Linked DNA regions of Homo sapiens: region 1 is linked to region 2. Evidence: chromatin loops called from intact Hi-C (ENCODE). Cell type or tissue: A673. All regions are shown on one strand. Each heading gives the region's core, and the rest is flanking DNA. Links, peaks and the distances in the headings are about the cores only.

Region 1 (15,944 bases), core at 4,127-12,126, 260 kb after region 2:
TTACAAGAACTTAGTATTAAGAGAACTGTTCTGTTGCGAACTTCCTAGGTTTTACTTTAATTTTTTTCTCCTGGCTTTTGTGCTGTAATGTTTTCCATCTAAAAATGAGAATGCAAAATATAACTTGTATTTAGATTACACATTTGCTTTGTGTGTTATGTTGATCTCTTCAAGCTGAAAGATGTGATGTAGCTGAAAAGCATTGCTCCCACCCCTCATTGTTCCATCTGCCAAGATGCACCATCAATTTACTTCTATAAAGCAATACAGCAACCAAGTTTTGCAATATTTCTCAAATAATCCTGGCAGTGAACTGCATCCCCTTTTAATTTCCCAAGGGTTGTATCCTATTTAAATAAACTTTGATGTTTGAAATATTTCTGCTTCTTAGTCAAGAAAGGGAAAATGCAATTGGATGCTAATAAAATAATTACAAGTACCAACTATCTAGGGTAAACAAAGAAAAACAATGTTACACAAATACATGAAGAACACGCAGAAAAACAACATGATAGAAATTAACTTTCCGCCACATTTCCATGCATTGTTTTGAGGTTTATGTAATTTACGACACAAACCTCTTATTAGATTTTGAATTGGAAGAAATAAACTTGCATTTCATTATATTATGCTGTAATTCAGGGCCTAATAAGGGCCTAATAAATCTTAAGTATTGCATTATACTATGTTAATGATTGTCATCATAGCTTTTCCAACACAGGCACCACAGTGTCATCACAGATTATAATTTAAAGGAAATATTAGCAATTCAGAGTGCCCATATACTGTAGTTAATAAAGCAGTGAATAGAAATCAGCTTTATAGATAATTTACCAGCTAACGACAATTATTTTTATATTGTATCACAGGCTTATGTGAGAATAACTTTTAATATAAATAAGATCGATGCTCATAACATTGTAACTTGTATACTGTAGCAACTCATCCAATACTGATGACTGATAGTTTCTCTTAATAAATTATTGCCTGACAACACACACAAAAAAAGCCATGATATTTCATACTGCTCACTTCCCAGAGGAATTTAGCAAGTTTTCCAACTACAACAAGGAGTCAAAATTGTACTGGTAAGAAATAAAGTGATGGAACATGATTTGCCATATATTGTGGTCAAGTATTCCATGTAAGTACAGCATGATTTGTGAACATCTCAGAGCACGGGGATACTGCTGTGTCTGATCAAGTGGCTTAGCAAAATAAAGACAGATGGCAGTGTAGTAAATAATTACTTGATTAGAAGGCAACCACTGCAGGATTGCTTCCTGCCTTCAATTCAACTAGACTTCACCTGGGGTACAGCACATTGATTCATATGAGCATTTACAGCTTTGAGTTGATTGACCAAGGAAAGAATTACAACTTAAAATTAATAAAGAAAAAGGATGCTGTAAAATGGGAAGGGATTCCATTCCCCAGTGGGTTTCCCTGCTCTCCCTTCTGGTGTCAGATAATTAACGACTCTCTATCCTTAAGATTCAAAGCAGATTGTAATTTGTAGGGCCTCTGCCTATTTCTAAAAGATATCTTAAAAAAAAAAAAAAAAAGACTGGGGACATAACATTTGAAGCAATCTTGACAAGTAAATTGAGTTTCAAAAAATAATCACTCCAACTGGGTACCATATAATCGATTTATAAAGCACTTGAAAATACAGTAACTACTATTCAAAGTACTTTTGGCATTTACATGACAGTATGGCTCAAGAGTCACTCTTAGTTATTACTGTGAAAACTGTTTGGGATGTGGATGACAAAATTGATTAGAAACCTGCCCTCAACTGAGAGAACCTACAGGTCTAAGCTTTTTCTTCCACCGTCATAACTTCAGGTTGAGGTTATAAACATCTTGAAAAGAGAGAAGGGCAGGCATGCTCTCTATATCCCTATTTCCATATCTCGATCTCTATCTATCTATCTCTATCTCTATCTCTCAGTAGCAATGTGGCCTTATAAACTATGACATACTACAGAATTATCTAATGTATTCAAGTTCCCAGTAGGTACCATTAAAGGATTTCCAGGTGGTGGTCTTTTCCAGGGAAAAGTCCCCTCTCCTTCCCCACTTGCCTCTCATGCTTCCATTTCCCAGGCTCTTATCTCACTGGTCCCACCTTCTGTCCTCTATCTGCCCCTTTTTTATATAACTTTGTATACGGTATTAACTGCACTTCTTTCAAACATTGTCTTTTGTACTTACCACACACACACATACACACACACACACTTCTCACACCCCCATTCTTCACAACTCTGCACTTGTTTTTCTTCTTTTATAAAGACAGTACTTTCAAAACTATTGAACTGAATTGAACAGCATTGATCTGTTCTTTAATTTATTTCAACATACAATTCTTGAGTGCCTGTTGGTGCAAACATGGGTCCAGGTAATAAACGGGAGGGGTGGCAGCATGAAGAACATGGGAGGGATAACATGAGGTCCAAGCATAGCGTTTGGAATAGACAGACCTGGGTTTGGATCCCAAATTTGACATCTTTTGTCTGTGTGATGTTGGTCAAGTTACCCATCCTCTCTGTGTTTCACTTTTTGCATTTTCCAATGGGAATAATTATAGTACCTACGTCACAGATTTGTTGTTTTGGATTAAAGAATTTGATGGCTGCAAAGTGTTTGGCATTGTACTTGGCATACAGTAAACTCTCAATAAATGTTGGTGATGAAAAATGGCGTAAGTTCTGCCCTCCAGGAGTCTGGAGTCCATTGTGAATAAGATAGACATCCAAGTCACACAGTTATAGTAGTTAGTGGAATAAAGGTTTAAGCAAGGTATTACGGAAATACAGAGGAGATTGATTCTGATTGAGAAATTTGGGGATGGTTTTTGAAAACATGCAGACTGGGTGTTCCTTCAACAGGCAGCTATTGCGATCAAGGCATATCACTGAAGGAGAAGAGAGAAGAGGGATAAACACTAGAATTGGGAGCAGAAGACTTGGGTCACTAGCTGTGCTACCTTGGACAAATCACTTGAACTTTCTGAGCCCAAGTTTCCTTTTTGGTAAAATGGGGAGAATAATACCAGCTCTGCATGCATCCCAGTATTCGTATCAAATGAGATACTATGTAGAAAGGGCTTTGTAATTTCTGAAAATTAAAAATGTAGTCGTGATGGTGGTGATGATAGAAAAAGTAATTTTTATTGTCAGGCTAGTGGAAATCAACTTATATCCATTCGTTCATACTCTCTTGGCTGGCTCCCCTTGTGGCTAATGGTATGCCTTTGCAAGTCATCTGGCCAGTATTTCTGTTGACAAAAATGTTTAGACAAAGTCTACTCTTAATTTCCCTGCATGCAAACAGAGGCAAGCAGTACACCAGATAGATCATTCAGAAGAACAGATAATCAAAACATCACTTCTGTTTAGTGTTGAAATGCGAAAAGGAAGGAGTGCACAGAAGGAGGCCTTAGATCACCTACCAAGTGAATAATTAAGAATTAACTTGAATAAGAACTTGCGAAAATCACTATGCAAATGGGAATCACACCATGGTATGGATCTGAAAATCCAAGATGGCAAAGCAAGCTGATTTTAGCCTTTAGAATAAATACTCTCTGTAATCTTCTGTCTCTATCATCTTTGAGGAAACTGCTACATCTAAAGCATTCGAGCAAAATTTGATTTTGTCTCTCAGGCCTGCAATTTTGCAGCTTGCTCTGTTCTGGATGGGCTGTGCACATACCTTCAAGCAATTGTTGGAATCGCTCCCAGTTCACTCAGCCCGCTGACTCCATTACAAAAGAGGATTTATCTTTCTTTCCCTCTTTGTCCAAACTAGAGGACAAAGAGCATGGCAACCAGTGGCTAATCATAGGGCGCACTGGAGCCTGCCCAAAAAAAAAGAAAAGAGAAGAATCCCCTCCCAGGGCAGCCCTTACAGTTGCCACATCAGAGGACTGCAAAGAGCAGGTTACCCCATAAGTGGCCCCTGCAATACCCCAGAAGACAAAATAACAGCTAGGATGCCGTCATCCAGGACAGTGACAACAAAGTCTGGGTACCAGTGCTGCTGCTCTAGTGCAGCCTTCCATATAGAACCGTATCTTTAGGGTCCTCCTTTTAAAATGACATGTTGGATGGGCCATCATTTTGGGGGATTAACTTAGCCCATTACACCATATGCCTGAGAGTGTTTAGGTTTATCTGATGATAAAGCATAGGAAGGTAATAAAACAACTCTGAAATAGTAATAATAATAAGCCACAGGAGGAAGGTCTTCATGGTGGGAAGCATATGCAGATCTCTTTGCATATGAACCCTGTAACTTGCTGGGTGATATCAGGCAACTCACTTAACCTATTAGTTTCTTCATCTACAAAATGAAGATGATAATAGTAGTAACTATCTCAGAGTTGTTTAGAAAGGAATAAAATGCAACACAGTCCCTGGCACCCAAAGAGTGTGCAATAAATAGCAATTGCTAAAATAACTCCCAGGCATCTCAAAATACTCAATTTGTTTTGCATGACTAGGCCCATTTCCAAAAGTTGCATAAATATACTGCCTATAGAATGCCATTCTTGCTCTGTTTTTTAAGGACCTCCAAAACACTATGCAGAAACTTTGTTTATTCTTTTTGCAAAGCTTGGGGGGTGGGAAAAGGAAAGGGTTACAGTTTTCCATTTCACAGACGGGAAATCCGAGGCATAGAAAAAGTAAATTACTTGCCTAATGTCACATAAAGCCAGCAGCAGAGCTGTAATTGGTTGTGACCCCCCAGTGCAATGCAGCTTGTCTTCTCCTTTCAAAAGTCAGGGGTAAGCAACTTCTGTCTCAGCTTTAATACCATCAGTCTAATTTCTCAGATTTTCTATAGCTGCTGATCTTGAGAACCTTTGAAGCTTTGGGGAAATCACATGGGTGATTTGACCTTAAATCTCATGCCACTCGCAAAAGATTAATTGCTAAGACCTGGAAAGGGGCCAGACAATTCTGTGTAGCTGAATAGCAGCATCGTCTAGGGATGTGACTGTCCTGACAGATTTAGTTAGTACATAATTGATAAATCTAGAGTTTGTATAGCTTCGCTTCACAGATAGATAACGCAATGGGCTCCAAGGGTTGACATTTACAGAAGCTCTCCCAGTGTTTTGTAACACTGAATCTAGGTTTTCTATCCTCTTCCTCTGAGCATTGCTCATTTTCTAAGGCTCTGTTCTCAGCAGGCAATAAGATGAGGGCATCTGACAAGAGTGCCACCTCACCCAGTATAAGCAAGAAGCAAGAAGCCTCCTAAGTGTAGCACTGTCATATGACTGCTTTGAAAGTCTTATTTACCCTGATTCAGTGCAGGGTGAGGTCAAAGAGAGATCCAGCACATTACATAGCAGCTAGGAAATTTTCGTCACAATCGGAATCCAAAAAAGATAAAAGGCAGCCAGATACAACATCAAAGCTTGGATAGTGTGTCTCAACCTTGGGCAGGAAATTTTGCACTGCTTGACTCCTGTTCCAGACTAAAACATGTCACAAGACCCCTTTTAGCAATTTGAACTCTGACAGGCACCCAGAAACCTCAGCTTTTATTTCTTTGACTTTGGTCACCCACTCCACAAAGTTATTTTGCTTATTGAAAGGAATTGGTGGTGGATATTTTCCATTGTAATTTGTATCCAGAGCCTATAGAGTTTATTGTAAGATTTTGTTATCTTTTCTTAATTCTTGCTGTCTAGTTTTATGTTTCAATTCATGAAGCATTGTTGTGTGGCTGATATATACTCAGTGTACTTCTGTAATTTTGTCACTTCCAGTTGTAAAACATCTGACCCACTAGCTTAGGTCAGTAAATCAGTGGCTTACAGTGTGAAAGATTTTCTGTTTGTTTGTTTTTGCATGGTAGTGAATAAGGGTGGCATTAAATAGCCTCTCTTGCCCTCACAAATAAAAATGCTGTAACTTCATGTATCATAACTTAACACATAGAGCTGTTTTTCTAAGCTAGTTGTGACAACTTTCTGAATACAATTTACTAAGATACATTACTTTTTCTCTTTTCTTTTGGAGACACGATCTCACTCTATTGCCCAGGCTGCAGTGCAGTGGCATGATCATGGCTCACTGCAGCCTCTACCTCCCAGGCTCAGGTGATCCTCTCACCTCGGCCTCCCAAGTAGCTGGCACTACACACCACACCCAGCTGATTTTTGTATCGTTCATAGAGATGGAGTTTCACCATGTTGCCAAGTCTGGTTTCAAACTCCTGGGCTCAAACGATACACCCATCTTGGCTTCCCAAAGTGCTGAGATTACAGGCATGAGCTACCTCACCCAACCAAAATATATTACTTGTATTAGAAGATAATATATAAAAATCATTTAGAAAAAATTACTATGTATAAACAATTATTTTATCACATACATACCATTTTAAATATTAAAAGTTTATAAGATTGTTTCTAGAAACTTTGTAGTTCTGAGTTAAGTAGGTGATTTTGTCTTCTTTCATCAGAGGAATTAGAGAGATTAGAACAGGAGAGACTAGCATTGGAAGCGACTATCAAAGATAATGAGTGTGAAGAGGAAAGTGGAGGCATCCGAGGCTTGTTTAAAAAAGCTGGCAAGTTGAACATTACTAAGACAACGCCTAAAAAAGGTAAGAACTTTTTAAAATTTGCAAAAAAGTTTACAAGATGAGTCACTATTTGAGCATCTATGAAGAGTCCGAAGTCAGCATCTAAGATGTTGGGAGCATTGAGTGTGGGTAGGAACTGAAAGGTTTCTCTCCAGAAGGTAGTATGGATAAACGGTAGCAGCTATTGTCATTTATCAACCTCATTAAGTACTTTGTACCATCTTACTGTCAAAAATTATTTTTTAAATGTAATATTTGGTTTGGAAGTCAAATAGTGCTTAAGCAGATTGCATGCCATAAAACAGAAGTTTCTCAGTTAAGATGGAAAGGGGATAGAAATTTAAGAGCCAATACCCAAACTGTCTTATCCACAGACACCCTTACCTTTCAGACATTTCAGGGAACTGAAATACGACTAGTACATGCAAATACGGTATCCAGCTGGAACGCTGATTTCAACAAAAGCATCTTTATCACAAACCAGAATGCACGACTTAGAACTTTATTGGTACTCACTACCTGTAGATTTCATCTAAATGCTACACTTATATGTGGACTTATGGTATGCAGTCCTGGGACAAAGGATCAGAGGTTGGGAGAGCTTGTTACACATTTTATAAACAGATGATTCAAACGTTTGGTTTTTTGAAAATTACTTCCCGAAACGCTATGGGTTTGAGTTTAATGAGGTCCACAGTGACCTCTGCTGGTCAAAAATCAGAATGTTACCAGGCATTTGTTTATGCACGAATGTCCTGTAGTTACTGAAGTCATACACTGGTGTGAGGCCAGGAAAAGATGGTTTCTCTGGGAGGGTCTCCAAGTCAAACAGCAGGATCCAAGTGGAGACTTAGCAAGCTTCTGGTCTAGGTTGACCGGCGCCAACCCTTTAAAGAGGCCCTTCGACAAGGCCATCTCCTACCCTGTAAATCGTTTGTCTGTTTGCTTTCCTACTATAGCCCAAGGACGAAATTTCACCTGTAATATAATAGTTTTATATATCCACAGAGAATGATGGGAAATCCAGATATTGCCCCACTTCAAATACTCTGGCTACTGTCGAGCTCCTGGGATACCCCATGGGCCGTGGCCTACTCCTTACAGTCCACCTTAAAATGACATAAATGATGTGTTTGAATTCAACTTGAAGCTACATCAGGACTTTTAGGGTGAAAATATTTAAATAAGACTGTTCTGGATGCTAACTATTATCTTCTTTTCTTTCTAATTATTTGGTTTAACTGTGAAAAAAGTTAACAATCCATTAAATCTGCTCTATTAAGTGGTACAGTCTGGAAAATAATGGGAAATTCCAAAGTCATAGCCCAATAATGTGCTCCAACTAGAGAGAGGGAAGCATTAATGTCCTTATTATGACAGCGGGACTTGTTATTTATTCTGGAAGCTTATTTCTGCGTCACAATACTTGTTTTGGCAAAAATATACTCTTCCAAAAGTCAACATGTCAAATTGTTCAGAAAAGAAAAGTAATAATGTTATATACTGTTTTAATACCTAGAAGTTTAAACACAGCTCTAAAGTGGGCCCATTCACTACTCTGGGCTTCCATTGCTTGTCAACTCTTTTGAGTTCTAGACGAGAACCAATCCTGCCTCCAGGTACCTGAGTGTGAACAGGAGGCCTCTGGCTGCTTTGACTTGTCTGTAAGTGAGGGCAGAGCTTGGTCCATTTTGTAAATAAATTTTTCTCCCTCAGCGGTCCCAGGGATGTAAAAACAATATCAGATCATTGCTTCAGAACTGACAGACTCTAAACATGGAAACAACAAAAGATAAAACAAAGCATCTTCAGAACCTCTTAGATCAGAGAGGAAGCTCTGAAGAGGCTGTCAGCCCTCCTCTAAGCACCAGGCTGACACCACCACTTTGAAACACAGCAATAAAGTCATGACTTTCAAAGACACAGATATGAGAAATGCTACGTACGCTGTGGCAAATAAACCCCTCTTGGCAAACAGGAACAGGTCCAGTTCCAACACTGGCCGAGTTCCCTGGTACACTTTCACTGTATCCATGTTAGGGTAGAAATCACATTTAAAAAAATTGTAACTATTTTATATACACCCTTAATTATAACTCAAGTAAAGATGTTTTGTATTTCCATATTTTCTAAGGTTTTTTTTTTTTCATCTAATTCACAAAGATTCAAATAGCTCAAATGGCTTTACTTTAGCTTCGCAAGATTCCTTGAAAAGAAAGCAGAAGAGTAAGCCAGGCCAACTAAGAGACTAAATAGTCATAGAGTTCAAGATGCACACAGTCCCTGGCAAATTTTATAAACCAGACCTGAATGGAACTTAAACCAAAATAGTGCTTCATGAATCAATTCCCTAATGAACGGATATTTCTGATTCTATAGCTTATTTCTAGAAAACCACTTACCACATGTTAAGTAAATACAAAAATATTAATATCATTAAGGTGATTTATATCTGAGATTTTGGGAAATGTGGATATTCTGGCTAGTAGCATTGTTGCATGCCTAAATAATAACTCCACTCTGAGACAGATTACTAAAGGTCTGAAAAAATCCATTGTCTTTTAATAAAAACTATTATTATAAAGCTGTTTTACTTATTGACTGTCAATATTTTATTTAACTATTGAAGGTGTTCTCAATTATTCTGGGATTGGACTTTTATCTCTGCCTTTTGAAGAATACCGCTATTTATTTTAGGTATAATAAACATGAATCTGTGACCTTTTCTCTATTTTCATCACTAGATTGATTGGAAAGTTATTTTGTTTCTGCCCTCAAAAGCAAACAGATGCATCAATTCCTCTTTCGTTTCAGATGGCAGCATTAACACAAGCCAGTCGATGCATGTGGGAGAGTTCAACCAGAAACTGGTGGAAGCCAGCACTCAATTTAAAAAGAAACAAGAAAAAGGCACAATTGATGTTTGGTGGTTGTTTGATGATGGAGGTAAAAACTTTCAGAAAATACACTAGGGACAAGAATTTCAATTTTGATAAACTTAAACTGCATGAGAAGGTATATGGGAACAATACTGGTTAAAGAATAACATTTCTGTGTTCTCCAAAGACTATAACTTAATTAAGAGCTATCAATGTGGTAATGAATAAAGATATAAAGCTATTCATTTCCTTCCATTTAGATATACTCATTGTGTCATAATTTATTCTTTATTCCAGGGTTAACACTTCTTATCCCCTATATCTTAACTCTCAGAAAAAAATGGAAAGACTGTAAATTAAGAATCTATGTGGGAGGGAAGATCAACCGCATTGAAGAAGAAAAAATTGTGTAAGTAGTTTGCCACTCACATGTTAGGTCATTTCAGAGGTTTGTTGCTTTAATGCTTTAATTTTAATAACTTTAAGTGTCTCTGAGACACAATAGACTCAAAGACAAAGCCACCAGGATAGGCCTCGTGTTTACTTGGTTATCTGGTCAGTAAATTATTCGCATATTTTTCCTGATCGCTGTCTTCAAGCAAGTCCTCTTATCCTCTGTCACAAATGCTTTCCAAAAGGAAGGTGCCACAGAAGCCTCATCTCAAGTCTTGAGTGGGAGCTTCGTTATCTCATATAATGCTTATTTTGTTCTGACCAGTAAAGGCATCCAAGAAAAGAAGAGCCTGAAGGAAATCTGGGTCCAGTTGCTTTTTCTGTGGGAATTCAAAACTCCTAATTCATGGCAGTCACTCTTAGAACAGCATATGTAAAAGAGAACTAAATGGAGAGACTGCACCTGGGTTCTAGCCCCAGCTCTGCCATCAAGGAGCTGCAGGACTTTGCAACAGTCTCCAAACGCATCTGGGTCCCCAGTTTCTCCTTTGTAGTTTGAAAGAGTTTAAAGGGATGACTGTAGAGAACTCTTAATTAAAAAAAAAAAATCCCACAGTGTAAGTCTGTATCTTTCTCATTAATTTAGCCATTGAGAGTTGATGCCAGTTGTGAGAATAATAAGCATGCTGAGAACATGACACATCTAGAGGTCTCTGATGGAAATCCAGAAAACCACCTTCAGCAGCTCTTAGTCCCTCAGGGCACTGAGGGACTAAGCTCTGAGCCCTTCCTGGAACCAGCACTTCCAGAAGTCACAAAATAATGACAGGCTTTATTCAGTAATTTTTAACATTTTCTCTTCCCTCTTAGGATGTATTATGCTGTGAATGTGACATATATATATATATATATATATATATATATATATAATGTATAACTATGTATAACTGTATAATGTATAATGTATAACAATGTATAACAATGTATATACACACACACAGTTATACACTGCTACATTGTTACATTCTGAGAAATGTATCAGGCAATTTCCTATTGTGCAAACATCATAGAGTGTACTTACACAAACCTAGATGGTATAGCCTACTACACACCTAGGTTATATGGTATATGCTGTTGCTCCTAGGCTACAAATCTGAACTGAATACTATAGGCAAATGTGACACAATGGTAAATATTTGTATATCAAAACACAGAAATGGTACAGTAAAAATACAGCATAAAAGGTAAAAAATGGTCCACTTGTATTGGGCACTTACCATGAGTGGAACTTGCAGGACTGGCAGTTGCTCTGGGTGAGTCAGTGAGTGGTGAGTGAATGTGAGGCCCCAGGACACGACTACACTACTGTAGATTTTATCAACACTGTATACTTGGGCTACACAAAATTTATACAAAAATACTTTTCTTCAAAGCTGGACCTGGGAATAAAAAATATTTTTTTCTTCAATAATAAATTAACCTTAGCTTACCGTAAACATTTTTACTTCATAATTTCTAAGCTTTTGACCCTTTTGTAATAACACTGAGCTTAAAACGTATTGTACAGCTATGCAAAAGTGTTTTCTTTATATCCTTATTCTATAAGCATTTTTCTACTTTTTAAACTGTTTTCTTTTTTTCTTTTTAAATATTTTTGTTAAAAACTGAAACATAAACACACACATTAGTGTAGGTCTATCCAGGGTCAGGATCATCAATATCACTGTCTGCCACCTCCACATCCTGTATCCCACTGGAAGGTCTTCCAGGGCAATAACAGGCATGGAGCTGTCATCTCCTGTGAAAACAAAGCTTCCTCTGGAATACCTCCTAAAGGACCTGCCTGAAGCTGTTTCACAGTTCACTTTTTTTAATAAGTAGAAGGAGTACACTCTAAAATAATAATAAAAGGTATAGTATGTAAACACATAACCAGTAACAGTCATTTATTATGTTATCAAGTATTATGTACTGTACGCAATTGTATGTGCTATATTTTTATATGACTGGCAGTGCAGTTGGTTTGTTTACACCAGCATCATCACAAATGTGTGAATAATGTATTGTGCTATGCCGTTACAACAGCTACGACATCACTAGGTGATAGGAATTTTTCAGTTCCATTATAATCTTATGGGACCACCATCGTATATGCAGTCTGTCATTGATCAGAATGTTTTTATGTGGTGTATGACTGCATATATATTATGCATATATGCATATATGCATATATGTCTTTTCAATCAAAGCAATATGATATTTGTATGCTAATATTATATAGATTTAATTATACTTAAAGAGGATCATATTAACATGGAAACTAACATAATGTCTATAATATTTTATATTTCTTAAAGCTGCCAATATTTTATTGGGACAATTAGTATAATTTGAAAATGTTTTGTGGCTTAGATGGTAGTATGGCACCAATGTTAAATTTTCCAATTTCAAAAATTGTGCTCTCTTTATATAAGAGATTGTCCTTGTTCTTACGAACTGCTCACTGAAAAATTTAGGGGTAAAGGTGCCTAATATCTGCAACTGACTTTAAAAGATTAGAGTAGATAGGTAGATAGAGATAGAAGTAAATAGATAGATAAATATAAAGAGAGAGAAACAAAGAAAATGGTAAATCAAACGGGACAAAATATAAACAACTGGTGAATTTGGGAGTTCTTTGTATTATCTTAAAAACTTTTCTGTAACTTTGAAATTATATCAGAATTATCAGTTGCCAGGAAAAAACCATATATATATATATATGTGAGGTTTTATAATATATATGATGGTTTATAATGTTATAATATGTTTATATATTATATAATTTAGATATATGTTTGTATATATAATCATATAATTTATCATCTTATGATATATTGTATGATAACTGTTTGTCAGTAGCTTGTCAGTAACTCTATAAAAATTATCACCAATATAATAGTCCATAAGTATTAAGACTTGCTGTCTTTCAAATAATAAGAAATGTGGACAGATTTGCATTCTGTTCCCTGTGACATAAATGCAGAGTTGGATTGGCTGTTGCCAGTGTCTGCACCTACAGGGGTTTCTTTATGCCTTCAGTGAAATAGCTTGGTCCACACTTAATGCGTTCATCAAGTACTGTAATGAAAATCAAACACCAACCAAAAAGCCTCTGTCTGAAAGCTAAGCTGAAATAAGACGTGATTGCTTTTGATATCTTAACTCAAACAAAAAACTCTTTGATTGAAAATAGTTAAATATGCAATGATGAAGTATTTTCCTTTTATATTTTCAGAATGGCTTCCCTTCTGAGCAAATTTAGGATAAAATTTGCAGACATCCATATCATCGGTGACATCAACATTAGGCCAAACAAAGAGAGGTATGAAATATTTAACAAGAGACATTGATTACCCATGGTACTCTCTCATTCTCTTTTGTGTTGATTATCAAACAGTAAAAATGTTATGTATTTACTGCAGCGACTTCTTGATAGGATCTAATAAGAAGAGCCTTCAAATAAGCATGACATGGAACTAACAAGTACATTCTAAAGGGAAGGAAAGCTTTTACAGTGAAGACAAGCCTGAGAGGGAGAATTGTTGAAACAGATTAGTTAGTATTTTAGAATTGCCCTTCCTGTTCTTGTTTTCTATGGTGGCAAGAGCAGCACGAAGTGCAAGGTCATACTATTCTGAATGGAGCCATCAGGGCAAGTTTTGTTATTCAGAGTTACTCGTGGGGCAGCCTGGATGGGGAGCTCTGATGGAGAATATATGGAAATAGCTTGTATCTTCTTGGCACACTGACAATACCAACTCTAAAGGGCCACTTTAGCTTTTAGGCACTAAAGGCCCAACAGGGAAGGCCTATGAATTTTGGGGGGACGTCTAAAACTATTTGAAGCCTGGAAAAGAAATGTATTGGCTCCAAAATAAAAAAAAAAGAAAATGACAAAATAAAAGTAATCATTTAAATATCTTCAAAATGTGACATTATTTTAATCCTCATTAATTGTTATATTTATCAACTCCATTAGTGTCTTAGTTAGCTCAGGCTGCTATACCAAAATGCGATGGACTGGGTGGATTAAACAACAGACATTTATTTCTCACAGTTCTGGCGAAGTTCTGGGAAGTCCCAGTTCAAGGTGCTAAATTACTCAGTTCCCTTTGAGGGCCCTCTTCCTGGTATGTAGATGGCCGCCTCCTTGCTATGTCCTCACATGGTGGAAAGAATTCTGCTGTCTCTTTCTCTTCCTATAAGGGCACTAATCCTAAAATAGGGAACCTACCCTCATGAAATCATCTAAACCTAATTACCACCCAGAGGCTTCACCTCCAAATACTATCACCTGGAAGTTAGGGCTTCGACACATGAATTTGGGTGGGGGGACACAAGCATTCAGCTTATAACAATGATATTTTTGGGGGTTTTGTGGGGTTTTTTTTGAGACAGGGTCTCACTCTGTCACCCAGGCTGGAGTGTAGCAGTGCAATCTCAGCTCACAACAACCTCTGCCTCCTGGGCTCAGGTCATTCTCCCATCTCAGCCTCCTAGATAGCTGGGACCACAAGCACATGCCACCACACCTGGCTAATTTTTTGGTAGAGACAGGCTTTCGCCATGTTGCCCAGGCTGGTCTCAAGCCCCTGAGCTTAAGCCATCTGCCCGCCTTATCCTCCCAAAGTGCTGGGATTACAGGCATAAGCCATCACACCTGGCAACACTGATATTTGAAAACAGTTGTAGGTTAGATCTTCACAGTAGTTTGCAAGGGTGCAAGAAGATTGTTTAAAAACCATGGCCAATTATAAATTAAATTAAATATTTAGAGTTATCATTTAACAATTATAAAATGTCTTCAATTATTTATAGTCTAAAATCATATTTTCTGTTGCATTCAGATGTAATTTAATACATTTGATTTCATGTGGAGTGGGGCCTCCAAGAGGAATCATACAGAGGGATGTGAAGGTCCTGGAATGGCTTAGATTATCACGGTTCTGTCAGATCTCTTCCCTTTTCTGTTGACCATCATTTCTTCTTCCTTTTGTACTTCTTGATGGATTATAATTCCACAGTTTTCCAGGCTTCTTGCCTCTTTCCTTCCTTTGATTTATTGCTATTCTATATGAGCTTAATAACTAACTGAAAATTATTCCAATTTAAGATGCATTCCTACTGATCAAACAAACTTGAATTTCATATTCTTTGAGGTTATTCATGATCCTTCCAAGGAGATGGGTCAGTTAAAATGGCTTTACAAAACACCTTAACTGCAAGGCGCTGTGGCTCACGCCTGTAACCTCAGCACTTTGAGAGGCCAAGACGGGAGGATCACTTGAGCCCAGGAGTTCCAGAGCAGCCTAGGCAACATAGCAAGACCCCCAAAAATAGCAAAAATTTGCCAGGCTTCGTGGTGTATGCCTGTAGTCCTAGATACTCAGGAGGCTGAGGCAGGTGAGATCATGTGAACCTGGAAAGTCAAGGCTGCAGTGAGCCATGATCACCCCACTGCACTGCAGCCTGGGTGACAGAGTGAGACCCTATCTCAAAAAAAAAAAAAGAAAAAAAGAAAAAGGAGCCAAGCACTGTGACTCACGCCTGTAATCCCAGCACTTTGGGAGGCTGAGGCAGCAGATCAGCTGAAGTGAGGAGTTTGAGATCAGCCTGACCAACACGGTGAAACCCCGTCTCTACTAAAAATTCAAAAATAGCCGGGTATGGTGGTGGGTGCCTGTAGTCCCAACTACTCTGGAGGCTGAGGCAGGAGAATCGCTTGGACCTGGGAGACAGAGGTTGCAGTGAGCCGAGATCGCACCACTGCACCTCAGCCTGGGCGACAGAGCAAGACTACATCTCAAAAAAAAAAAAAAAAAAGAAGAAGAAGAAAAGAAAAATACATTAACTGTGATCAGAAAGCTATAATCGACAGTGTTAAACTGATTATTACTTTGTGATATTTCTTTACATCATACTCTACTGCCTTACATTTTTATATTTCTACAGTTGTAAATACATAAGAAAAATTAAGAACATATAATTTTCATTGATAAATGGAATTAACATTCTGATATG
Region 2 (15,944 bases), core at 5,294-13,293:
CCAACTTCATCTCACTTAAAATGCTGGGCCAGAAGTTCCTACAAGCTGTCAGTCAAATTAAGCCTGCATCTGCCTCTGTACTTGAACTGATGGACCACTTCAGGGTCCTAAGGAAGAAGCAGAGGGAGGGAAGCTTATGGCTCACATACACTCCATTTCAAAACAGATGTAAAAGGAATTTTAGACCAGGCCATAGAGAAGCTCACACATTAAAGAAAATAAATGTTTTTGTTTGGGTTTGAGGGACTTTTAAACTGCAGTAGTTAGGTTCAAAAGATGGCAGTCATGCAATTGTGGTCTTAAAGAGAATTGACTACCAGGTAGAATGAAGGAACAATGCCACCGAAATCTTTATGAGTAATTTGAAATGAAATGCTTTAAACCAACTCACTTCTCAACCAGGACTCTGCAGATGCCACATAGATGACATATTTCTTATCATAAAAATGATGGAAAGTATACAATGGAGGTATTCAAAACCAAAGATTACCAGAGATCACTTTCATTAGAAGTACAGCACAGACCCTGGACTCCATCCTGGATATTACACATTTTGTCTCTTCACAGCCACTTGGTCTAAACAGCCATTGTGAATTTTAAAAGTTATGACTATGGAATCAGCAAACCAGAACTGGGTGGGGTTCAGACACATGCAAGTGCAGACCTTGTGCAGAAAGACCATTCATACTTCCACCAAGGGACAGAGTATAGATAATAGAAAGAGAAAATACATGTCTCACATGCTTTACATTCTAACAAGAGTGCTGGCTTAGCACACCTGAGGTCAGGTGATGGAATCAGGACTTGAACTCAACTCTTCTTACTTGAGATTACGTTTCCAGTACAAGTTGCCTCTGTGACCCACAACAGCAAGTACCTGTACCACTTGCCTTAGCAAATTATAATTCACAAACCCTTCGTGTTGCACTATCTCATTTATGCTCTCAAAAAACACAGAATACAGAAGTGCATTTCCGCCCAGATGACTCCAACCTCTAAGTAGGATGACTACAAGTGAAACTATTTTCCAGATAGAGTAAATTGGTGGAGAAGTAGAATGGAACTTCTTTCTGAACTGTTGCTGGAATATTCATGTCTCTACCAAGTGCACACCACAGGATAGCATAGAAGGCATCATAAGAAATTGTAAAGCATGAAGATTTGCACTTTTTTAACTAAGCCCTCCTCATTTGGTACCACACCACAACAGAAGCCTCCAAGGTCTTCTCCTAAACTAACTAACTTGTTGACAGTCCAAGTTATTATGAGCTAGGAAGTAATAAAAGTGCACTCCTTTGAGAGACACTGTGTGACTTCTGACTGGCTTCTGGCCTGGTTAATGTAAATAATGAGTCTCCTGGCATGCAATAATATCTCACATTAGACAATGCTTGCAGTTCACAAAATGCTTTCATATACACGATCTCATCTGATCCCGCAACAATATTATGGTGGGATGTTACTGTTGGCGAATGTGTATACTTGAGGTTATTGAGGTTTGAGGACACTAGGTGATATGCCCATGTTTACACAAGGAAATTTTTCAAAGCAGTTATCAGACCCTGAGAAGTAAGCACTGAAGTTGTCCATGAGTTGAACACCCCTCACTTTCCAGCTGTCACTGATTAGATTGATCTTACATCTCTTGAACCACTCTCTTTCATTTCCTTTTTTCACTGTGCACACTGCTTTTCTTTAATTTTCTTTCAATTCCACTGGTCCTCAATCTAAGCTACTTGCACCTTGTATGCGCTTCATACATCCTTCCTCACCTCCTTAAGAAAATTTTCCAAACCGTAACTCCTTCTCCTGATCGGCCTCTCTGATTCAAAAGAAGCAAGATGTTTGCCTGAACATAAGCACCTGAAAGCATGGGAAACATGTGAAAACAGAAATAGTGAGTAAAAGGTGCAAACGTTATCAATCTTTCTCAAGCCCTTTGTGTGTTTTGAGAGTTGTACCTAAGGTGTTGCTAGCGATGGCATCAGCTAAAGTAATTGCCTCTAGGCTGATTATAATTTTCCTCCAGCATGTTCTTCCTCATACATGCTTTCTTGCCCTTGTCCCCAAGGCCCAAGGACTCTCTGAGCAAGGTGAGCCAGCCTGTAGGAGTGAGGGAGGAGCCCTCACTGCTGGGAGAACACCGCTTGCTGCCATCAGCTATGTAAACTTTTCAGAGGACACGCTGTGCCCTGAGAAATGAACCTCCATGGGAAGGGGAAAGAGTAGAGGTTGGAAGGCTCAGAAAATCTCTCCCAGCTTGGCCTGGCATGTTCATACAAGCCCTGGCAGCTTACTGAACACAGCAACAGTCTCAGTTACTTTTTAGAAAACCACATTTTCCCTCAATGCTCAGGAAGCATAGAAAGATTTGGTTGCATCCGACACCAGGCAAGGGAGCAGTCATCAGCTGCTAAGTGGGATTTAAAAGTCCGAAGACAATAGGCCACAGATATTTCCAATTTAGGAGTTTCTGGATGGCCTTAGTCCAGGCCTTTTATTACTTCCAATAGTCATTTGATAGGAAGTAAAATGACTATAAATTAGTGCCTACTAATTCTTGATAATATAAGAGAGGTCAGTTTGTCTTTTGAAAAAAGCACAGGCTTACAGAACATATGAATCTGTTCCCAGTGTCCCCGCTGACTTTCTGAATAACCTCGATGGGCAAGGCAACTGCTCCGAATTTTGGCTTGGAAGGACAAAGGTCACAGCATCCTCTGACAAAGAGAAAATGAAGCCATGCAAGTAAACTCACCTAGTCATGGGGCATGGAAGCTGTGGCCTAACTAAACAGGCAGAAAAGCAACAATATTCTGATACTTAAAACAACAAAGACAACAACAACGGAAATTTGTCTTTGTTCTTTTTCATGGGTCTACGAAACCTGAATGAGTGACGACTGTGTCTGGAGACCACAAAGAAGAAGCTGCATCCCCAGACTTCTTTGAGGACTGTGGGAGATCAGTCCCAAACATCTTCTTTCAACTTGTACTTTTCCTGCTTGTAACTCATACAGGACAGTCCATGAAGACCTTTCACCAATCTCCTGCAAATGCTTGGTTCTGGCATTCAATTAGGCAGCAGGCTCATCAAGAAGCAGAATAGGCTCTGTAGGGCTACAGACTGCAACATGCCCACCTTCCTTCCTTACTGCCTGGCATCCCAGCCCATATACCTGAGTCGAGAGCACCACCATATCTTTGACCTTGTGCACTGGACTGAGGTTATGGCTCCAGTGCAGGAATGTGATTCTAGCAAAGGCTGACCACCCCCAGTTCCACCTTTTCTAGCCTTATCTACTCCATTTCCTTTCATGTTTCTCTGGAGTTGAACTCACTGCTTTCTATTTCTGTGTCTTTACTCTCTACCCCAAATGGTCTTCTCATCTTCCTGATCTTTATAACCCTGTTCTCCTGCAACTGGCTCCATGAAACTTTCCCCAATTCACTACCTGCTCAGACTGTCAAAAGTAATATGGGAATTTTAAGAAGAGTATAAGAGTACCATCCCTACCCTTAGAATACGTACAGTCTATTTGTGGAGACAATAAACTAATAAAAAGGACAAAATCATTTGGGATTCACTGCCAGGAAGAGCTGTAGAGGTCATGACAATTACTGTGTGTGGAGTGCTTACCATGTGCCAGGTGCCGCGCAAGAGCTTCATCCATGTTATTTTAGTTAATTCTCACCACAGCTCTAGGAGATGATAATAGCACTTCGTAGCTGAGGAAGCTAAAATTCAGACATGTTAATACGTTATCTACGCATAGCTAGTAGATCACAGAGCATGAGCTCTTAGAAACCACAGCACATTGCTATCTCATTTTCTCATGTTCATAGAACGCCCATTTAAAAATACATTGAGGATTAATAACCAAATTTTAAAATGGACAAAGGATCTGAATAAACACTTCTCCAAAGACAATATATATAAATCGCCAATAAGTAGATAAAAAGATGCTTAATATCATTAGTCATTAGGGAAATGCAAATCAAAACCACAATGAGATATTACTTTATACCCACTAGGATGGCTGTAGTCAAGAAAAACATACCCGGCTGGGTGTAGTAGCTCATGCCTATAATCCCAACACTTTGGGAGGTTGAGGCAGGAGGATTACTTGAAGCCAGGGTTTCAAGACAAGCCTGGGCAACAAAGGGAGACCTCATGTCTACATAAAAGTTAAAAATTAGCCAGGTGCTGTGGCATGCACCTGTAGTTCCAGCTACTCAGGAGGCTGAGAAAGGAAGATTGCTTGAGCCCAGGAATTTGAGGCTGCAGTGAGCTACAATTGCACCACTGCACTCCAGCCTAGCCTGGGCAACATAGTAAGGCCCTGTCTCTAGGGGGAAAAAAAAAGCACACCATAAGAAGTGTTGATTAGGATGTGGAAAAACTGAAACCCTCATACATTTCTGCTGGGAAAATAAAATGATGCAGCTGCTGTAGAAAACAGCTTGTCAATCCCTCAAAATGTTAAACAAGGTTTCCATATGACCAAGCAGTTCCACACCAACGTATGTACATGATATGGTTTGGCTTTCTGTTCCCACACTAATCTCGTCTCAAATTGTAATCCCCATATGTCAAGGGAGGGACCTGGTGGGAGGTGATTAGATCATGGAGGCCGTTTCCCCCATGCTCTTCTCGTGATGGTGAGGGAGTTCTCATGAGATCTGGTTGTTTGATAAGTGGCGATTTCCCCTGCACTCTTTCTCTCACTCACGCTGCCTTGTGAAGAAGGTGCTTGCTTCCTCTTTGCCTTCTGCCATGATTGTAAGTTTCCTGAGGCCTCCCCAGCCATGCGGAACTGTGAGTCAATTAAACCTCTTTTGTTTATAAATTGCCCAGTCTCGGGTAGTATCTTTATAGCAGTTTGAAAACGGACTAATACAGTACCCAGGAGAAATGAAAACATACATCTACAAAAAAAATGTACATGAATGTTCATAGCAGTATTATTCATAATAGCCCAAAGTGGAAACAACTTAAACATTCATCAACAAGTAAATGGATAAATAAAATGTGGGATATCCATACAATTGGATATTATTCAGTCATAAAGAGAAGTAGACACATGCTACTATGTGGATGAATCTTGAAAATATTATGTAAGTGAAAGAAGTCAGACACAAAAGTTCATATATTATATGATTCTATTATATGAAATATCCAAAATAGGCAAATCTATAAAGACAGAAAGTAGATGAGTTTTTTGGACTAAAAGGGCTGCAGGGGCAGGGAAATAGGGAATGACAGCTAATGGGTACAGGGTTTCTTCTGGGGTGATAAAAATGTTCCAAAATTAGATTATAGAGATAGTTGCACAATTCTGTTAATATAACAACCACCATTGAATTGCATACTTTACTTTAAGTAGGTGAATTGTATGGTATATAAATTATATCTCAATAAAATTGTTGGCATATATTGAGTTTTAGGGATAAATAATGTTTTACAACAAATCCTTTTAAAGCTGCCTCTAGAACTCTCAATTCTCAGTTTGGGACCTGTGTATGATATCATCAGAAGACTCAAGAGTTCTATAATAATTTATTTTAAGTTGGTGTCTTCATTTGATCAAATATTAAACCCAATTTAAAGCCCACAGTATATCTGGCAGATGACTATAAGTAAGTACTGCCCCATAATTTGAGAACCTGGATCTGTGGAATAATGACATTTCCTAGGGCTGCAGAAACAGAGCTTTCACAGCAAGGCAGCAGAGTGGAGTGAGCATGTATCATCCATCACAAGGCACGTGATTGTTCCAGCATACCAAAGTGCCTGCTCAGAGTAAATGCTGTGTATTCACACTGGCCAGGTGCAAACCCAGGCCTCATCTCTGCAGCGCTTCAGGAGCCTTTAATGGAGCAAACCATAAAATGTAGGTGATAAAATTTTTTGGCAAAAGACATATTCTTATTAAATTTTACTTTGAGATGTCTTATTAAATTGATTGGTTCATCAAACTCATGAATAAAATTTAGTCACTGTTAAAAATAACCGTGATAGTGATTCAAATGATATCCTCATAAGCAAAAGAATGAGGTCGATAAAGAAAATACTAAGCACATGCAGTCATGCATCACTTAATGACAGGAATATGTTCTGAGAAAAGCATCCTTAGGCAATTCGGTCATTGTACAAACATCGTAGAGTGTACTTACACAAACCTAGATGGTATAGCCTACTATACACCTAGGATATATGGTAAAGTCTATTGCTCCTAGGCTACAAACCTGAACTGCATGTTACTGTATTGAATACTGTAGGCAATTTTAACACAATGGTATTTGTGTATCTAAACATAGCTAAACATGGAAATGGTACAGTAACAATATGGTATAAAATATAAAAGTGGTATGCCTGAATAGGCACTTATGATGAACACAGTTTGCAGAACTAGCAGTTGCTCTAGGGGTGAGTGAATGTGAAGGCCTAGGACATTACCGTGCACCACTGTAGACTCTACAAATACTGTACACATAGGCTACACTAAAATTGTTTTTTAAAAACCTTTTCTTTCTTCAATAATAAGTTAACCTTAATTTACTGTAACTTTTTTTTCCTGCAAATGAGTTACTATCTCCTTATTCTTCATCTATTCTTTTTTTAATTATTATACCTTAAGTTCTCTGATACATGTGCAGAACGTGCAGGTTTGTTACATAGGTATACATGTGCCATGGTGGTTTGCTGCACCCATCAATCCATCATCTACATTAGGTATTTCTCCTAATGCTATCCTTCCCCTAGCCTCCCACCCCCTGACAGGCCCTGGTGTGTGATGTTCCCCTCCCTGTGCCCATATGTTCTCATTGTTCAACTCCCATTTAGGAGTGAGAAAGTGCAGTGTTTGGTTTTCTGTTCCTGTGCTAGTTTGCTGAGAATGGTGGTTTCCAGCTTCACCCATGTCTCTGCAAAAGACATGAACTCATTCTTTTTTATGGCTGCATAGTATTCCATGGTGCATATGTGCCACATTTTCTTTATCCAGTCTAACACTGATGGGCATCTGGGTTGGTTCCAAGTCTTTGCTATTATGAATTTGTCAACTTTTAATTTTTTTACAACTTTTTGACTCTTACAATAACACTTACATGAAAAGAATTCTCATTTACAATTTTCACCTTGATGTTTATTTATCCTTTATATGAAAATACATTCAGATTTTGTCTATTTGGAATGCAATTAGATTATTAATCCTTTAGATGATCACTATAAATAGGACCCAAATTATGTGAAAATCACATAATTGATGATTTTTGCTAAAGTTAAGAGAATAAATTTTATGGAATAAATATATGGTAATTTATGTATTATGTATGTCTTCATTTTATTCTCATGCAAATGTCACCAATTCACCAAAATAATCCTCAGACATGGACATTAATAATTAAATTCAGTCATCTTTGGTATTTCGCAGACTTTCAGACCTTAAAAAGAAGTTTTAAAACCCACAAAGCTTTACATATATTTGGTATTGCCACAGTGAGGATATGTTTGGCCTGGTAGGAAGATAGAACCTATTTTATAAAGTAATTTGTTAGCTTGATTTATAATTTTTAAATATGCAGGCATATGTTATATGAGCCTCCATTTGTACTCTAGTCCCAGGCCTCATAAATGTTAGGATGGACATGGATTTTTGTAGTCCCCCAGAGGTTTCTCTTTGGTAATAGCTTCTGTATTTATGAGTGCCTCCTTTGCGTAAGGCACTGTGCTCTTGATGTGGATGAACGGATGCCTAAAACCCAGTTCCTGCCTTTTTGAGGCCTAGAGCCTGTCAGGTGACATAGAAGTAACTACACAGCAAAGTTAACAGAAGTAACTATACAGCAAGAAGAGTGTATGCAAGGTAGACACCTACAAAAAGGAGTGGTGAATTCTATCCAGGAACATCAGAAAAGGTGTTTCAAAGAAGACGAAATGTGAACTAGGTTTTGAGGGATAGAGAGGAGTTCACAAGGAGAGACAATGTGGGTGAGGGAAGAGAGAGAGAGCAGCAAGACTCCTCGGGGAGCTGAAGCCGCAGACACACGGGGAGTCGAGAGGGCGATAGCAGGAGCCACAACTGGAGGCAGGCCTGGTCGGCCATGCTCAGGCACTTGAAATGCATTTCTCATAGATAATTGAAGCTCTGAGGGCTTTTTAGCAAGAGAATACAATTAATATGCTTGAATTTAGAAAATAATATGTGGAGGTTCTCTGAACAAATGATTACGGAGAAGGGAGTTTGGAAACAGGAAGATTCATTAGAAGGTTTAGATAATAATCTAGGAAAGAGAGGACAGGATGCCAAGACATAAAATGGCACCAAGGATGGACTCCAAATGACTAAAGTTGAGAGACACTTTAGCTTTCCAAGTTTCATTTGTTGTCAAATATAATGTCTTAACCCTTCTCCCGTTTGCCCCAAGAATACTCGCTGGCGCTTGCGGCTGCAGCGTTTACCCTGAGATAATTTTGCCATGAAATATCTCACTTTTAATGTTATTTTCACATCGTTCATTGACTTTGGAAACAAATGACATCATTCCATTTATAGCATTCTGGTTTTAGTAGTGGTACTTCCATTTACAAAATATAGTAATTCTCGAGTGCCAAAAATGTCAAATCCTAGAAAACGTACCATTCCTAAGCATGTTAATATCGTTCTCGAACAGTTATTGGCCAAAGATTCATTTGATGAGTCTGATTTTTTCCAAAATAGATGATTCTGATGATTCAGACAATTCTGGTGCTAGTTTTGTTTAGAAATAACTCCAAGAACAGTTTTTATATGTTATTTTCGCATTGAAAATCAGATTTGCTTCAGCCTCAAAGAGCAAGTTTGTGTAAAATTACATGAGCACTGGCAGCAAGCTGCACTCTTTTCTTCTAAATGGGAAAGGGTTAAATATATATACAGTTGTGTATGTGTGTGTGCACACCCATACGGCTGTCTGGCTGAGCTGTTCACTCAATTCAGAAATCTTCCCTACAACATCTCAGATGGTCTGTCATCCAGGTTCAACTTGAAGGCCTGTAGTATAAGGTCCAATTATTTCCAGGGTTCTACCATTAGACGATTTTGGTTTCTAGAAAATGGTCCTTTGTGTTGTTAAGTAGAAATGTACCTCTACCAAACTTTCACTTCTTGGTCTAGTTTTATTTTTTGGAGTAATAGACGGCTAGCCACTAGAAATTAGAACTGACAGCTCTTCCCATAATTCAGGTAGCTATTGTGTTTCTTCTTCTCAGTTGTTTATTTCCAAGTTAAACACTTCCAGTTCACCCTCTTCCCACCACTACCAGTAGCCTGATCAGACAACTCCAGATACATTCTGTTTTATTTAGTGTCTCCCTTAACATGCAACACCTAGCAATATGTCACAATTCGATTCATGCTTTTCCCTTTTCACACTTTTTCTTGTAATTAATGGAGATGACTGAGGTTTGAATGCAATTTTCTATCTTCAGGACCCATTTTTATGAGATTTACCACAAAGGTTTCATTTCTATATTCAGAATATTTATATATACAAGATTTTTAACTTACTCCACCAGGAGGGGCTAGAGAAGGTGTGTCCTTTGTCAGTAATCCTGGGCTCCAGTGTACAGGTTCTGCTTGGGTCATACCCTAGCTCCCAGCTTATGACATTGGATAAGTCTCTTCACCACTTTGAGTCTCAGTATCCTCATCTAAAAAACAGGGGACAATAGTTGCTGCTTGCTATTTTGTAAATCTTACATAAGATTATATATGGAAAATGTTTAGCCTTTTGCCTGGAACATACTTGGGATTGCCAGATAAAATATAGGACACCCAGTTAAATTTGAACTTCAAATGAACAATAAACAATTTGTTAAGTATGCCGCAAATATGACATTATTGCCATTTTTACTTCTTCCCCTCATTTTTTGTCCTTTTCTCTGCTTCCTTTCCTTCTCCTCCTCCTCCTTTTCTTTCCTTCATCCTTTCTGCTTCCTTGTAACCTAGTTCTAATCTTAAAACACATCAGAAGTAACATGATTACATTCTAAGTCTTATTAGTTTGGAACAACTATATCCTTTATTAGTGGGCTAATAAAGAGCTAGGCTGACAGCTGACCAAGATGTGTGCATAACTCTAAAAAAGTAAGCACTTTACTTCTCTGAGCTTAAATTTTTTAATTGTAAGATAGAAATACTTAGAAACCTATCTCAGAGGATTATTGTGAGAATCAAAGTTCTCAGGTGAGTGTCTGGGCCATAGCAGGGAATCAAGAAATGGTAAATTTCATTAGCATTACTGCTCCAGCCTAAAACATGCATTTAGTATTATAATACAAAGAAAACTTCCTTCATTCTGATTTCTAGTTCAAAAACCATTTTAAGATAAGGAATTTCACAAAGTTATTTAACAACCTAAGTGGCATAAAGGACTGTTTCCAAGACTTCCTGACATGGAGGACTTTCCTTTCTCTTCCCACTTCCACTCTTGCATGTCCTCAAGCAGCCGGTGAGACTGTTCCCATTTGCGATCTTATGTGGTAACGGATCAAGCTTACACACCTGAATATATCAGAAATGGAAACTGTTGTTTATAGTCTCAATCACAGAACACTTTACAAATCAAAGTATCATAGAATATCTTTTCTTTTTGCCTGCCTTCTCGCATCCTTTTTTATTTTGCTTCTTCATTAAACCTCTAAACAAAGGCTATGAAGAGGAATACTCGGAAGTACCAAAGCCATGCCTTCTCCACACACACTGAACATTCCTCCATTCCAACCAGGAACAATGAAGTCCAAACCACCCCAAGCTCATAGAGATTTGGCATATTCCTAGATATCCCCAAGGAAGATGATATGATCATTCCACAACCCTTGGTTCCAGACTTTAAATACACCATAGTATCATGGTCTTTCTGATACATGATCAATATCTACAACCCGATGAAACATACACACACACTTTTTCTCTTGTCTTCTTGCAAAAAGAAGAACAGGACCACGCAGGTTATGAAACTAATGAGAGTTTCTCCCATTCCCAGGATCCCCATTTTTAATCTGAGCATCCCATGAACAGACGGGATCCTCTACATACCAGTATGTGACACCCAACAGGAGCACCTCACATTCCTACAATGAATTCTCCTTCCATTACTCAAGAGATCTGCAGCACTCTTCTTTAAGGGGAAGAAAATATTAAAATGCTTCATTTCTTTCACAGGATATACAAATTAGTATAGTTATTCTCTCAGAATAAAAACATGTTTAGATGGATTCAGGACACTCCATTTAAAATATCCGTTACCCTCAAATCAAATTTTCACTGCCGTTGAGCAGCAAGGGGCGATGCCCTGGAATCAGTGAGCTGCTAAGATTTCTTCTGCTGAAGTGTTTAATTTCATTTTACTTTCCACAAATAAGCATGCTTGGAGCCACTGCCTGCCTTCCTCTGGAGTAATTGAAAAATTTAATTCACATTAAGCCAGAGAGGATGGTGTTTTTCCCGAAGGTCACCCAAGGCAAATATTTTAAACCTCTAACAGCCCATCATTCAGAGATGCCTGTCTCGTCTTTTCCTGATGAGGTGCTTCCGGGAGCCAAACACAGCCCAGCTTCCACCGCCTTGCCTCAGCCCCTGGGTGGAAGGTCACCCGAGAGGCTGGCAGACACATCTCAGATTTGGTCCCCAATGTGATTCTTACGATGTCTAAGGTATATGTCTCAGGCACCCCTCCAATCAGAGATCTATGAGTTTTTAGGCTTCATTTCTGCTTAAAAGATTAACGTGAGTGGAGACCAAAACCTCTCTGCTACCTCAATTCGAACTGCAAGCAGCTTACTAGAGAATGAGTATTTCACCAGGGCTGGGTTATGCTTCAAATCTTATCATCCCTTCCTAAAAACTAATAATGTTTTGCACTTATGTGATGCCTTTCATCAGCCTCAGCTAATATATGCCACATTGCTCGAACTCAGAGATGAGTAAATCATTAATTGTTCATAACGCCCTGCATAAGCGCTCTCAGATCGTCATGCGTAAGGATTCAATCAAGCACAATGACATCTATGCATATTTCTTTTTTATTCAGGTATAAAACATGTGCAATGACTTATAAACAAATTTCTCATGAACACAACCAAAAGCATATCATCACCAAGATGAACTCAAACCACAGAAGTAGAAGATACTCTGCCCATGTATCATGGTACTTTTCATGAGAAAGACCAAGGAGCTTCCAAGGAAAAAGAATAAGAAGGGACATAAATATTTATTTAGAAAAATATCTAAGACACTAGATTTTTCCCTTTCAGTGTAGCATAACATTCCTCAGTCACTTCTTGCAAAGATAATACTTTTTAAAAGGAAAGAAAAGCTAACATAGTAAAATGCAGTGAGATCTGATAAGAAGAGTTCCATCTGATTCAGTTCCTGGATTTTTCCTTTATTTGCATTATAGAGTTAGAATTCATACTTTAACTATGGTGCCTTATCATCCATAGAGACACAGTCACTCTGAATCTTTGTTGATTTCAAAGTATCAAGAAGCATTCATGAAGCCGGGAAGAGATGATGGTCACGAACCAGATGACCTCCTATTATTCGCCAGAAAAAGTGAAAGAGCAGAGAGAATTTTCAATAAGGCAAACCAGCAGGCTTTGTGTCAGCTCCTATGAGGAAGCAGGTAGCCACGGCCTGAGTCACAGACTGTCTAGGGTGAGCAGGCCTGGAAAAAGTGTGGAGGGACATTTGGAGAAGACAGGGATGTGTCTGTTTCTGTGGTCTCCTGTCTCGGTCCTAGGTAGAGAAAAGCTACGAGCAGAAAGAAGATGTTTTACATTCAAACACAGTCTTTTTCAATTTGAGTTTGATAAATGGGCTTTGCTAATTATCCTCCATTTGAATCCAGATTCATTTTCTGCTCTTCTCAGCTTGTGTAAGGTGCATTGCTTCATGCCACATCAGCCCTGGGGTGTCTGTAGCATCCTAACAATAGTGACAACACAGTACACCCCCCACATACTCTCCCATGAATCACAGAACCTCAAATCCCACCAAATGCCCTCCTGCAGGTTTCCCATAGATTTGCACAAGGCCACAGTAGCCATGCTTTCCCGCTCCTGGTGCCCAAAATCTCCCTGGCTGCTTCCACTGTGGGCTCCTGGGAGGATCAGCTGCCACCCTGCTCTTCTTGGCCTCCTGCCCATTGGCACCCCTTTCCGTTCTGCTCTGGCTGTCACTGGGGAAGGAGCAATGGGTGAGCTTTCTTCCCTCATCCACTGGGGATCCCATCACTAGACTGTAAATAACTCTGCACTGCATCCTCAGATTTTCAGGATTTTAGGAGACTCTGGGAATGCAGCAGTTCTCTTTGGTCTCCTCTTTACCACAGCCATCAATATGACACCATGATCTCATCGCCAACCTCTTCAGGGCTGTCCTCTAACCTAGGACTGGGCTGTACATACTCTAGAATTAGGGGCCCCTTTGTCTGCCAATAACAAAAACCCACTGAATCGATTTAAACAAAAATTGAAGTTTACCATATTACATGTAATTTTTTTTTTTGAGACAGAATTTCGCTTTTGTTGCCCAGACTGGAGTGCAATGGCATGATCTCAGCCAACCACAACCTCCACCTCCCGAGTTCAACCGATTCTCCTGCCTCAGTCTCCCTAGTAGCTGGGATTACAGGCATGTGCCACCACGCCCAGCTAAGTTTGTATTTTTAGTAGAGAAGGGGTTTCTCCGTATCGGTCAGGCTGGTCTCGAACTCCCGACCTCAGATGATCCACCCGCCTTGACCTCCCAAAGTGCTGGGATTACAGGCGTGAGTCACCACGCCTGGCTTACATGTAATTTTTAATATATGGTATCACAGCACCCCAGGGCAGGGATGCAGTGGGGCCTCTGGGATAGACCAGAACTTGTTCCTCTGAGTCTTTCATCTCTATGCTTTCAGCACTGCTGTCTCCTGCTGCAGGTCAGCTTTCTCAGCTTCTCAGGCCACCCAGAGCTCCTGCTGAATTTCAATTCCAAATTTTCTGGAAAGAAAACCAGACTGGCCCAGCTTGGCTTGGGGGCTAGCCCTGGAATAATCAGCTGCGGTCAGTGGATCAAGGCCACATCATATAATACAGTTGCCATGGGAGTCACCACAGTGGAGAGACAATTTCCAGAAAAAGCAGAAACTAAGCAAGCAACTCTATAAATGTGTACAACAGATCCTCAAATGTTGGCCTCCAACCAGGCTTAGTGTTTCAACTCTTCCTGCCTGCAGCAGAGAGCGTCCCCTGCATTATAAATGCAATGTCATGGAGGTAATTACTACCTAAGGACAGAAGAGGCCTCAGCCCCAAAAAGTCCAGCCAATGTTGCTCCTGATGCATCCTCACCCTCCCTCCCTCCCTAATTCTAATAGCCCTTCCCTATGCCTGAGCGCAGCTATTCCATAATGGGTTTACACCTGCTCCACGCTTTAGGGTTAGGCCAGTCTGTTCTGACTTCAGTTCCACCACTTACCAGCTGAGGGTCTTAGGCAAGTTATCTACTCTCTCTGAACCTCAGTTTCCTCATCTACAAAGGGACATAGTAATACCCATCAAAAGGGTTGAGTTGAGGTAACAAATGCCATATGGTTGAAACAGTGTCCAGTGCCATGTGAATGTTAAGTGCCTTTTCTTTTTCTTCTTCTTGTTAATATTAACCTTTACAATATAACCTACATGTGCCCTTTTAAAATAGGCAACTAATCTTCAGTTGGATTTCATTATTATAGACCTTACATCATGTTCCAAAAGTCTCAAATAACATGTTCTATAAAAGCAAAAGCCTAAAAAATAAGACAAAACTCAAAAAAAGGCAAATAGTGAATTTAAAGACTTTGTGTTTTGTTTGTAGTTTCTGATACCAGCAGGAATATGATCTCCTAATAAGAATTTATGTAAGAATGAAAGAAGAAAAAGGATATAGAACACTGTACACTGTGCCTAGATATAGAACACATTTAACATGTAGTGGTGGTGATTATTACTATAACTACTATGATTATGATTACGAGTATTAGTCCTAAGGAGAAAAGTGCTTAAACGTTCATTCCAAATCTTGTAAGGTGATCATTTCGTTGACTGCTGGGAAAAGCCATGAAGCTTCTTTTCCCAGTTAAGTTTGAATTGTATGTATACATGTGGGAACAGATATAAATCAATATATAGAACACAAAGTAATTTCTTCAAATACTTGGAAAACAGAAAGGGAATCATTGATTAATGCAGAAAAGAGAACAACACTTGTCCTGGGCAGCTGGCAGCCTTCTTGGTGGTATTGCAAGCGGTAGTTCCTGCTAAATTCCACACTACTTTCTCGCTCAGACAGCTTTTTAGCTTCTGTTAGAAATAAGTGAGTGCTTTAAGCCTCAAAGCAAAATACATCACCTCCCGATGAACCTGAGCAGCCCATCCCAGGTACCGGTGGCCAGATTCACCATTCATCCACGAAGGAACATGGTAAACAGGAAGGAAGGAAAGTTCGCTTTAAAAACATGGACACCTCCTCTGCTCTGGGCCAGATCTCCAGGCTCATTTGCAATGAGTTCTAAGGGGATGCACGGGGAAGGGATTCTGGTTCAAGAAAGAAGGAGTGAGGGGAAGTGGGAGGGGGAGGTACATAGTGTAGACTCTATTGCAAAAATATTCCCTTCTGCATAGAAATCCACAGGCTGGCTGCAGTCATTACAGTTCTTTGCCAGGGCCTGCAGAAGATATCTTCTTTAGATGGGCACCAGGGAAATGCTGCCTATCTGGAGCTGTTTGATTTGTTCTCTGGGTTAGATATTGATTTTTCTTTCAGTGGAATAGCAAAGGCAAGAGAGCATGAAGGAGGGAGAGAGAGGTGGGTTCCCTTCCCCCATCGCTGGCTCAGGGTGATGTCTCAGAGCACCTGTAAGCAACTCCTTATCTTT

Evidence for each region. Hi-C counts contacts between places; a loop is a spot of excess contacts. Peaks named below come from ENCODE experiments on the same cell type or tissue, not always from the same donor. Only the 100,000 strongest peaks of a DNase experiment are listed, where the experiment ranks them.
Region 1: a loop joins it to region 2, with 2.2 times the contacts of the local background. A loop is called at or near these places in 3 of 110 quality-filtered maps.

What each region holds. Positions count from the first base shown.
Region 1 is chr15:48,278,620-48,294,563 of GRCh38, forward strand. SLC12A1 (solute carrier family 12 member 1) reads left to right here. Exons shown (of 27, transcript NM_000338.3): 21 at 6,487-6,630; 22 at 9,424-9,555; 23 at 9,786-9,897; 24 at 13,159-13,245. Among named protein-coding and RNA genes, the nearest start is that of DUT, 45 kb to the right of the region's middle. In A673, for the core only: a CTCF peak has its summit at 7,321 (motif pointing left); a DNase peak (open chromatin) is centred at 7,312.
Region 2 is chr15:48,015,761-48,031,704 of GRCh38, forward strand. The region is part of intron 2 of LOC124900354 (a long non-coding RNA gene); the gene reads left to right. Among named protein-coding and RNA genes, the nearest start is that of SLC24A5, 97 kb to the right of the region's middle. In A673, for the core only: no CTCF peak of the experiment used is centred there; no DNase peak of the experiment used is centred there; H3K27me3 peaks cover 538 bases.